3 separate regions of the Homo sapiens genome follow, and regions 1 and 3 are each linked to region 2. A link is a contact called in ENCODE Hi-C or POLR2A ChIA-PET data. All regions are on one chromosome and are shown on one strand. The core of a region is the stretch at or near the end of the contact, and the rest is flanking DNA. Distances in the headings are between cores, read along the strand shown. Region 1 holds the start of CARD11-AS1 (CARD11 antisense RNA 1). Region 2 overlaps GNA12 (G protein subunit alpha 12). Region 3 overlaps AMZ1 (archaelysin family metallopeptidase 1).

The links. Hi-C counts contacts between places; a loop is a spot of excess contacts on that map. ChIA-PET counts read pairs that join two places held with the same protein, here RNA polymerase II (POLR2A). Pooled maps may share reads with other maps.
Region 1: a loop to region 2 is called in a map of G401, with 6 times the contacts of the local background. The contact joins the promoter of CARD11-AS1 here to the enhancer-like site in region 2. A Hi-C loop is called at or near these places in 1 of 168 maps with a recorded cell type or tissue (G401).
Region 3: a loop to region 2 is called in a map of sciatic nerve, with 2.9 times the contacts of the local background. The contact joins two enhancer-like sites. A Hi-C loop is called at or near these places in 6 of 168 maps with a recorded cell type or tissue (B cell, CD14-positive monocyte, HCT116 and 3 more), 19 of 37 single-sample maps with no recorded cell type and 11 of 50 pooled maps. POLR2A ChIA-PET finds 5 or more read pairs at or near these places in 7 of 52 experiments (A549, GM12878, MCF 10A and 4 more).

The regions. Positions count from the first base shown.
Region 1 is chr7:2,942,716-2,945,415 of GRCh38, forward strand. It overlaps CARD11-AS1 (CARD11 antisense RNA 1), which reads left to right and starts at 1,320. Exons shown (of 2, transcript NR_187443.1): 1 at 1,320-1,793. CARD11 (caspase recruitment domain family member 11) reads right to left here. Exons shown (of 25, transcript NM_032415.7): 5 at 1,497-1,822.
Region 2 is chr7:2,819,236-2,822,031 of GRCh38, forward strand. All of the region lies in intron 1 of GNA12 (G protein subunit alpha 12), which reads right to left. Among named protein-coding and RNA genes, the nearest start is that of GNA12, 24 kb to the right of the region's middle. RefSeq lists enhancers at 1,772-2,461, 2,462-2,796. Within about 2 kb of position 1,441, at least 21 of the 41 ENCODE cell types and tissues checked have a DNase peak (open chromatin) inside an H3K27ac peak, as active enhancers do.
Region 3 is chr7:2,708,219-2,710,918 of GRCh38, forward strand. AMZ1 (archaelysin family metallopeptidase 1) reads left to right here. Exons shown (of 7, transcript NM_001384743.1): 4 at 370-498; 5 at 857-1,026; 6 at 1,422-1,598. Among named protein-coding and RNA genes, the nearest start is that of AMZ1, 21 kb to the left of the region's middle. RefSeq lists enhancers at 1,326-1,425, 1,345-2,040, 2,186-2,405, 2,416-2,465 and a silencer at 1,586-1,745. Within about 2 kb of position 1,438, at least 4 of the 41 ENCODE cell types and tissues checked have a DNase peak (open chromatin) inside an H3K27ac peak, as active enhancers do.

The DNA.
Region 1 (2,700 bases), core at 70-2,569, 120 kb after region 2:
GGCCTCCCCAAATGCTGGGATTACAGGTGTGGGCCATCAAGCTCAGCCTTCCTGCTGTTTCTTCAAAAACAAAAACAAAAACAAAAACAAAATGCCCCCTACTTATGGGCTTTGCGAGTGCTTTCCCCTGAGACTTGCATGGTTGGCTCCTTTCATCCCTTCAGATCTCTCTTCATGTGTCTCCTTCTCAGAGACCTTTCCTGGACACCCTAGTTAAAGTAGCAATCCTCATGTTCTGTCCTCACGCCCTGTCTTCTCTTCTTGATAGCACTCATTTCTACCAAGTATCTATGCATTTGTTTTCTGATTACAATGTTAGTTCCACGACAGAAGGGTTTTAGTCTTCAGCTATGTATCCCTGGAAAAGAGCCTGGGGGCCAGGTGTGGTGGCTTATACCTGTAATCCCAGCACTTTGGGAGGCCAAGTGTGCAGATTGCCCGAGCCCAGGAGTTCAAGACCAGCCTGGGCAACATGGTGAAACCCTGTCTTTACTAAAAATAGAAAAAGGGGGGTGGGTAGGATAAAAATAGAAAAAAATTAGCTGGCATAGCATGTACCTGTAGTCCCAGCTACTTGGGAGGCTAAGGTGGGAGGATCACCTGAGCCTGCAAGGCCAAAGCTACAGTGAGCTGTGATCACACCACTGCACTCCAGCCTGGGTGACAGAGTGAGACTCTGTCCAAAAAACTCCTCCAAAAAACCCAAAAACAAAAAGCCTGGTACCCGATGGAACTCAATAAACAGAAAGAATGAACGAGGCCGGGTGCAGTGGCTCATACCTGTAATCCCACCACTTTGTAAGGCCAAGGGAGGCAGATCACTTGAGCCCAGGAGTTGCAGATCAGCCTGGGCAAAATAGCGAGACCCCTTTTCTACAAAAAAATTGAAAGAATAGCCTGGCGTGATGGTGGGCACCTGTAGTCCCAGCTACTTTGGAGGCTGAGACAGGAGGATCACTTGAGTCTAGGAGGTCAAGGCTTCAGTGAGCCATGATCACACCACTGCAGCCTGGGCAGTGGAAGACCCTGTCTCAAAAAAAAAAAAAAAAAAAAAAAAAAAAAAGAAAAGAAAAAGAAAGAAAGAAAAGAAGGAAAGGAAAATAAAAGAAAAGAAAAAAGAAGATGTAAATCTCCTTAATTCATTTGCGGAGTGAGCCATTCTGGGTCTGCATGCGCATGTGCAAGGTGGATCTGGGACTGAGCCGGTGGTGGAAAGCTGCGCACTGGGTCGGTCCTTGTGCGCATGTCTGCCCATGCGCACAGGGGATGTAGGCCGCTTACCCGGTAGCGCTAAGCACTATGGGTACACGTGCAGGTGCATAGTGGACCTAGAACTCCCAGAGGCCCTGTGTCCTCCATTCCCCCACACCTGGCTGGCAGGAAGCTCCGGCAGACCACGTGCATGTGCCTGCACCTGCTTTATGGGAGAATTGAGCCCTGGTGACATTTGTTTCCCCCGGGTCACCCTGGCGGAGTAGCCCTTGGGCACCCCTCACCTCGAGTTGGAGGTCTCGGCTCCTCATGACCGCCATGTTCTTCTCCTCACTGAGCTGTGCGTAGCGCATGGCTAAGTTGTAGTTGTCGTCCTTCACCTTGACCAGCTCGTCATTGTAGCTGTCCCGCTCTTCCTTCATCTTGTAGTACCGCTCCTGGAAGGTTAGCAGCTCCACGCGCGTCAGCGTCATCTGCTTCTTCTCATCCTCCAGCTGCCGCAACCTGGCCAGCAGCTCGCAGCGTTGCAGGTCCTTGGCCTTCATCTGCTGCTGCAGCTTGATGACCTCGTTCATCAGGAAGTGCGTGAGGCCCTCGTGGCCTTCCTCCACTGTGGAGAGGGGGCACCCAGTCAGGCCTGAGGACTGGGAAGTGGAAAAAGGAGGTTCCAGACGCAGGGCAGGTGCCATTCATTCACTCACTCACCAACGTTGTGCCAAGCTCTTTACTCACTCTGCCCACGAGGCACTGGGGATTCAGAGTGAGCGAGACTCACAGCCTTGGCCCCGGGAGAGCTTAGGGTGTAATAAGAGAAACACATTTAAAAAAATCAAATGATACCACAAATAGAATTACAGACCGTGAGGATTTCACAAAGTAAAGGTAGATGGGGCTATGAGAGTGTGTAGCAGGGGCCCAGATCCAGCCTTGTGGGCAGAGGGGGTTGGAGAAGGCTCCTGATGGTTGAGGTAAAATGTTAAGTTCGGGTGGGAAAAGGCATTCTAGGAAAGGGGAACAACATTGCCAAGGCCATATGGGGAGGAGGGAGGAACTTGGCATATTTCAGGAACTGAACGAAGACCAAAGTGGCCGAAGGAGAGAGAGAGAAGAGAAAGGCGAGGCTGGTGGTGTCAGCAGGGACTGGATCATGAAGGGTCCTTGTGGGCTGCATTAAAGACCTGGGACTTTTTTTATATTTTAAAACAGGGTCTCGCTCTATTACCCAGGCTGGAGTGCAGGGGCATGATCATAGCTTATTGCAGCCTGGAACTCCTGGGCTCAAGCAATTCTATGGCTGCAGCCTCCAAAAGTGTTGGAATTTCAGGCATGAGCCACTGTGCCTGGCCAAGACCTGGGTCTTTACAAAGAAGCAATGAAAAACCACCAAAGGGTTTTAAATAGGGGAGGAAGAATGGAGAAAGCACTGGAACAGATCGGGAATGGATATGGAGAGTTAATGGGGTTGTGGGAGTCTGGACTGTGGGAAGT
Region 2 (2,796 bases), core at 191-2,690:
CTGCAAGGACCTGAACCCTTGCCACAACCTGAATGAACTTGGATGCCGATGCATTCCCAGAGCCTCCAAAAAGGAACACAGTCCGGCTGGAACCTTCCTGTTAGTCTCATGACACTCAGGGCAACCAACTGAGCCACACTGTGCCCAGACCTCTGACCCAAGCAACTAGGAGCTAACAAATAAATGTTTTAAGTCCCGAAGCCTGTGGTAATTTGTTACAGTGGCAACAGAAAACCAAAACAGCTGTGGAGGTGTATGTGACTCATTACTGAAAGGTGAGTTTATAAGTGAGAAACACAATAACCAAAAGCAGTCCCCTTAAGAAATTCCCTAGTCTGCATAAAAGACAAATAATCCAAATTAAAAAAATGGGCAAAGGATCTGTATAGCCATATCTCCAAAGAAGATACGCAAATGGCCCATAAGCACATGAAAAGATGCTATACCTCATTCACCATCGAGGAAAGGCAAACCGAAAACGGGATGGCTGGAATTCAAAGGACAGATAAACACAAGCACGGTTAGACCCCAAAGACGTTATATTGGTGGGAACAGAAATGTTGCGGCCAATTCAGAAACACTCGGGTAGCTCGTCAAAATGTTAAACATAAAGCAACCATTTGACTCAGCAATTCCACTCCTAGGAATACACCCAAGAGAAAACATGTTCACACCAAAACCCGCACATGGATGTTTATAGCAACATCATTCATAACACACAAAAGATGGAAAGAACCTAGATGCCACTGACTGAGGCACGGATAAACAAAACGGGGCGTAGCAAAAGGGAATGCTATTCGGCCGCTTAGAGGGATGACGATGCCACGCTACAGCATGGATGAACTTTGAAGAAACGATGCTAAGAAGTCCGTCGCAGAAGACAACATACTGTATGATTCCATTTACATAAAATGTTCAGAAAAGGCAAATCAACAGCGTCGAGAGAAATCCACGGTGTCGAAAGTGGGCTGGTGGCCGCCCGGGGCTGGGGCTGGGGCAGGAGGAAAATGTGCAGTGGCTGCAGGGTTTCTTTCTGGGGTGATGAAAATGTTTTAAAAATTGACTGTGGTGATGGCTGCACAGCTCTGTAAATAGACTGAAGTCCACTGAATTGTAGGCTTTAAATGAGGGCATGGTATGATATGTGAGTTATAGCTCAATAAAGCTTTTTTTTTTTTTTTTTTAAGCTGAGGCCAGGCATGGTGGCTCATGCCTGTAATCCCAGCACTTTGGGAGGCTGAGGTGAGAGGATCGCTTGAAACTAGCCCAGGAGACATGCAAAACCTATCGCTACAAAAAAATAAAAAATAAAATTAAAAAAGCTAAAAAATTGAAAAAGAAAGTCCCAAGCGCTGTAAAGCACAGAGCACGGAAGTGACACACAGTGTGGCAGCTGCTTGTTGTCCAGACCTGCCCCACCGGCCAGTCACCAGCTCCTGACTCACTGACCACCCTGGCCTCTGCCCTGTAATCTTCCAAAGAGGAAACTCCAACTGTGTCTTTTAAAACTTTTTACTTTAGAGACAGGATCTCACTCTGTCACCCAGGCTGGAATGCAGTGGTGCAATCACAGCTCTCTGCAGCTTTCAAGCTCCTGGACTCAAGCCATCCTCTTGCCTCAGACTCCCATGTAGCTGGGATTACAGGCATGCACCACCATGGCCAGCTAATTTCTAAAAATTTCTGATAGAGATGGGATCTCACTATGTTGCTCAGGCTGGTCTTGAACTGCTGACTTCAAGAAACCTCCTGCCTTGGACTCCCAAAGTGCCAGGATTACAGGCGTGAGCCACCGCGCCCGGCCTACATCCATGTTTTCATCAACATGGACAAAACTCCACAGGAATCACTCCCATTTCACAAAAATGTTGTCTAGGTGAAAGATGCCAATCAATTATTCTCTGGTTAATGTTCTGCTTATTCTTGGCTTAAGAATTTTTGTGATGACGCTTAGATTACAGATGTTCTGCAAGACAGGCTGAGAAACAGAATCATTCCAATCACTCCTGCTGTATCCTGAGGGGAGACTCTCCGCCTGTTCAACACAGGGACACGCTGCCTCCCGTGGCAAGGTGACTGTCTTGCTGCTGACTCGGGCAAAAAGACCATGAGAATGAATTCACCAACCAGGGTTCCCTTCCCTCGTAAATACTGTGAGAAAATGGATGTCAGTCTCCAGCTGACCGCAGAGAAATCACGGCCAGGTGTTGGCACTTACAGAGAAGAATGAATACAGAACTGCTTTAATCATCCACTCAGGAAACTCCCCAATTGTATCAATGACTCTATATAAGGAAGCGAGGCTTGCAACTCCAAACGAACTCACTGGGTGGCCCCAAGCAAAACAATTCACCCCAAACGGTGTGCCCTATGGACAAGAGAAACTCCTGCAGTTATTCTATTTTCTCAGCTCCCTGCTCCTCGTTTTCCTCCACCTTAGCAAGACAGTGATGAACAATGCTAGGTAAGCTCTTTCCCTTCCTGTGGCAAGTCTAGTAGCAAAGGGCTAGTTGCCAGGAAACATGAGGTTACACCATATTCCTGCTTAGTGGAATCCTGACCTTCATGTTACTAAAACATGAAAAATACTTTGTTTACAAGATCATCAATATTAAAATTTGGCTTTCAAGTTCCCTAAGACCTTTTTCCTGTATTTATTACAAGAATTTATTTATGCATCCAACAAATACTCAAATGCCTACTATGTGCTGCCATGGTGCCAGGCCCTAGGGACACAGGGGAATCAGACCAGGCCCTCGCATGCCCGCCCAGGCTGACATTCCAGGATGTGATGAC
Region 3 (2,700 bases), core at 188-2,687, 110 kb before region 2:
GTGGGGACTCACAGGTCCCAGGGCTGAGACGTGGACTCTCTGGGGCTGTCGCTCAGCTGCTGAGGTGGCTTCTCCTTCCTGGGGCTGCAAGCGCCAGTCTTGTTGGCCCGGCTGCCTCTCCAGCGTCCCCACTGGGCTGTCCATGGCCTTTGACTTACCATGTCCTGATCTCCAAATGGCCCTGGCTGTCACTCCACATCATGCAGTACTGTGTGCCCTCAGGTCACACCAAACGCTGGTGGCCCACACCTGACTTGGGAAGGGGCAGGGCCCAGGCAGAGGAAGAGGATGACGGGGTGCCAGCCTGAGCCTGGAAGATGGGGGTCCCCGGCTGCCTCCTGACCCCATCCTCTGGCCCTCTCCCCGCAGACGGCATCCTGTCCTTCTTGAAGAACAACAAGCCAGGGGACGCGCTGTGTGTGCTGGGCCTCACACTGTCTGACCTGTACCCCCATGAGGCCTGGAGCTTCACCTTCAGCAAGTTCCTTCCAGGGCACGGTGAGCCGGGGCCCCAGCAGCTGTGCGTGGGGGGTAGCCTGGCATGGGGCTGTGGCCTCCGTGGCTGCAGGGCACCCTCTTTGCTTTTGCTTCAAGCACCCTCCTGGTGGAAGTCAACACCTGTGCATGGGAATAGATGGCCCCTTCCAGCTCCTCCTGAGGAATGGCATAGGGGCTGTTCCTCAGCTGTGGCGTCTGCCCCAGGGCCCAACTTCATGTGGGCAGGACAGGGCCTCCCAGGACTGGTATGTCTTTGGGCCATGGCCAGCTTGCATGAGAGCATGAGGTGGGTTTGACGGTGGGCCCCCCAGAGCCAAGGCTGACCCCTGAGAGTGCCCTTCTCTCCATCTCTCTCCAGAAGTGGGCGTCTGCAGCTTCGCCCGGTTCTCAGGGGAATTCCCGAAGTCGGGGCCCAGCGCCCCTGATCTGGCCCTGGTAGAGGCAGCAGCAGACGGCCCCGAGGCCCCCCTGCAGGACAGGGGCTGGGCCCTGTGCTTCAGTGCCCTGGGGATGGTTCAGTGCTGCAAGGTGGGTGGGGGCTCTGGGGCTGGTAAGAGGGGACAGGAGGGTGCTGTCTGAGCCCTTGGTGCCTCGGTCTGTTACACTGCCCCATCCTCACAGTGAAGTGGATGGACCCCTAACTCTATGGAATGAGGAAAGCAAGGCTACACAGCTATGAAGCAGCAGGGGAGGGATTAGAGCCCCAAGCCCCTATCCTGTGTGGCCTCCCACCCTGACTCACCTTTCCCCTGGGGCCCTGAAAGTGGCCTGTGCCGCCTGGGGCAGGGGGAGGGCGCCTGGACCACCTCCCGGCCATCTGGCCTCACCCAGGTCCTCATTTTGGTCCTGCTGGGGCTGCCTGGGGATCTGCCGGATGCAGGGGCAAGGCAGTGAGGCAAGGTGCTTGGTGGCCTTCCCCCCAGGTCACGTGCCACGAGCTCTGCCACCTTCTGGGCCTGGGGAACTGCCGCTGGCTCCGCTGCCTCATGCAGGGTGCGCTCAGCCTGGACGAGGCCCTGCGGCGGCCCCTGGACCTCTGTCCCATCTGCCTGAGGAAGCTGCAGCATGTCCTGGGTTTCAGGCTCATCGAGAGGTACCAGGTGAGTGGCTGAGTTGCGCTGCCCGGCTGCTGGGACCTGCGCTCCGGAGGCCCGCGAGCGCCGCCTGGAGGCTACGCAGGGCATGGGGACCGCACACAGGCTTTGTCAACTGCCGGGTTCCAGGCAGTGCAGAGCCCTGGGACCTGCGCTGGGGTTGAGCTCCATCCGGATCTCACTGGCAGTAGATCGAGTCCTGCCAGGGCCCGCGTGTGGTGGCTGTGACTGGGAGGTTGCAGCGGGGTCGAGTGGGGACGAGGGCTTTTCTCCCTCTGTCAGGAAGAGCTGGCATTGGAGCCCAGCCGGCGGGTGGCACGGTCTTCCCAGGGTAACTTTCTCTTTGCTTTCCCGTCACCCACACTTGGGTCACTGCTGCTCAGAGGAGGCACAGGCCCCTTGCGAGGAGGTGGGAGCTGACACAACAAGGCTTGTTGGAGGTGGCCTCCATTCCTAACTCCCTCTGTCGCCTGGGTGGGGTTGCCGAGCAAAGGGCTCGTCCGTATTCATGGACATTTGTTTGCAAGCTCAAAAGCTTTACTCTGAGTTCTGAGTGCAAAGGCAGGTGGTGGTAATTTTTCTTCAAACCCAGCTTTGGACTACAACCAGTTATAAGGTGCTCACTGCGTACAGGCACCAGAGCAGTCAATGAAACCGCGCTGGAAAGCCCCTGCATCCTCCTCCCGCCCGTTGAGGCAAGTGGGGGTGTGGTTCCCGGACCGAGCCTGTCAGAATCCCCTGCAGGGCCTAGCTGGGCCCTCCTTCCTTCTGGGGTAGAGTGAGGAGCTGTATCTTGCAGGGTCCTGGGTGACACTGAACTAGAGGCCGTGGCATTTCTAGCTCACAGTGCTGGAATCTCTCTGCAGGGATCCTCTCTGAAGACTCTGGCAGTCAAGGGAAGGTGAAGGGGGCACAGAGGAAACAGCTTTTCCAAGTGTAAGGAGAAGAGCCTGTGACTTGGGGGGAACCCAGGCGCAGCCATGGCTGAGGGTAGGAGCATCTCCCGAGGGTACAGGTGGCGTGATGGCTGGTCAGCACCTGGTGATGCCTTGTAAAGGTTGCTGCTGCCAGCTGTGCCCCGTCAAGGGGCAGCTCTTAGTACCTTCCT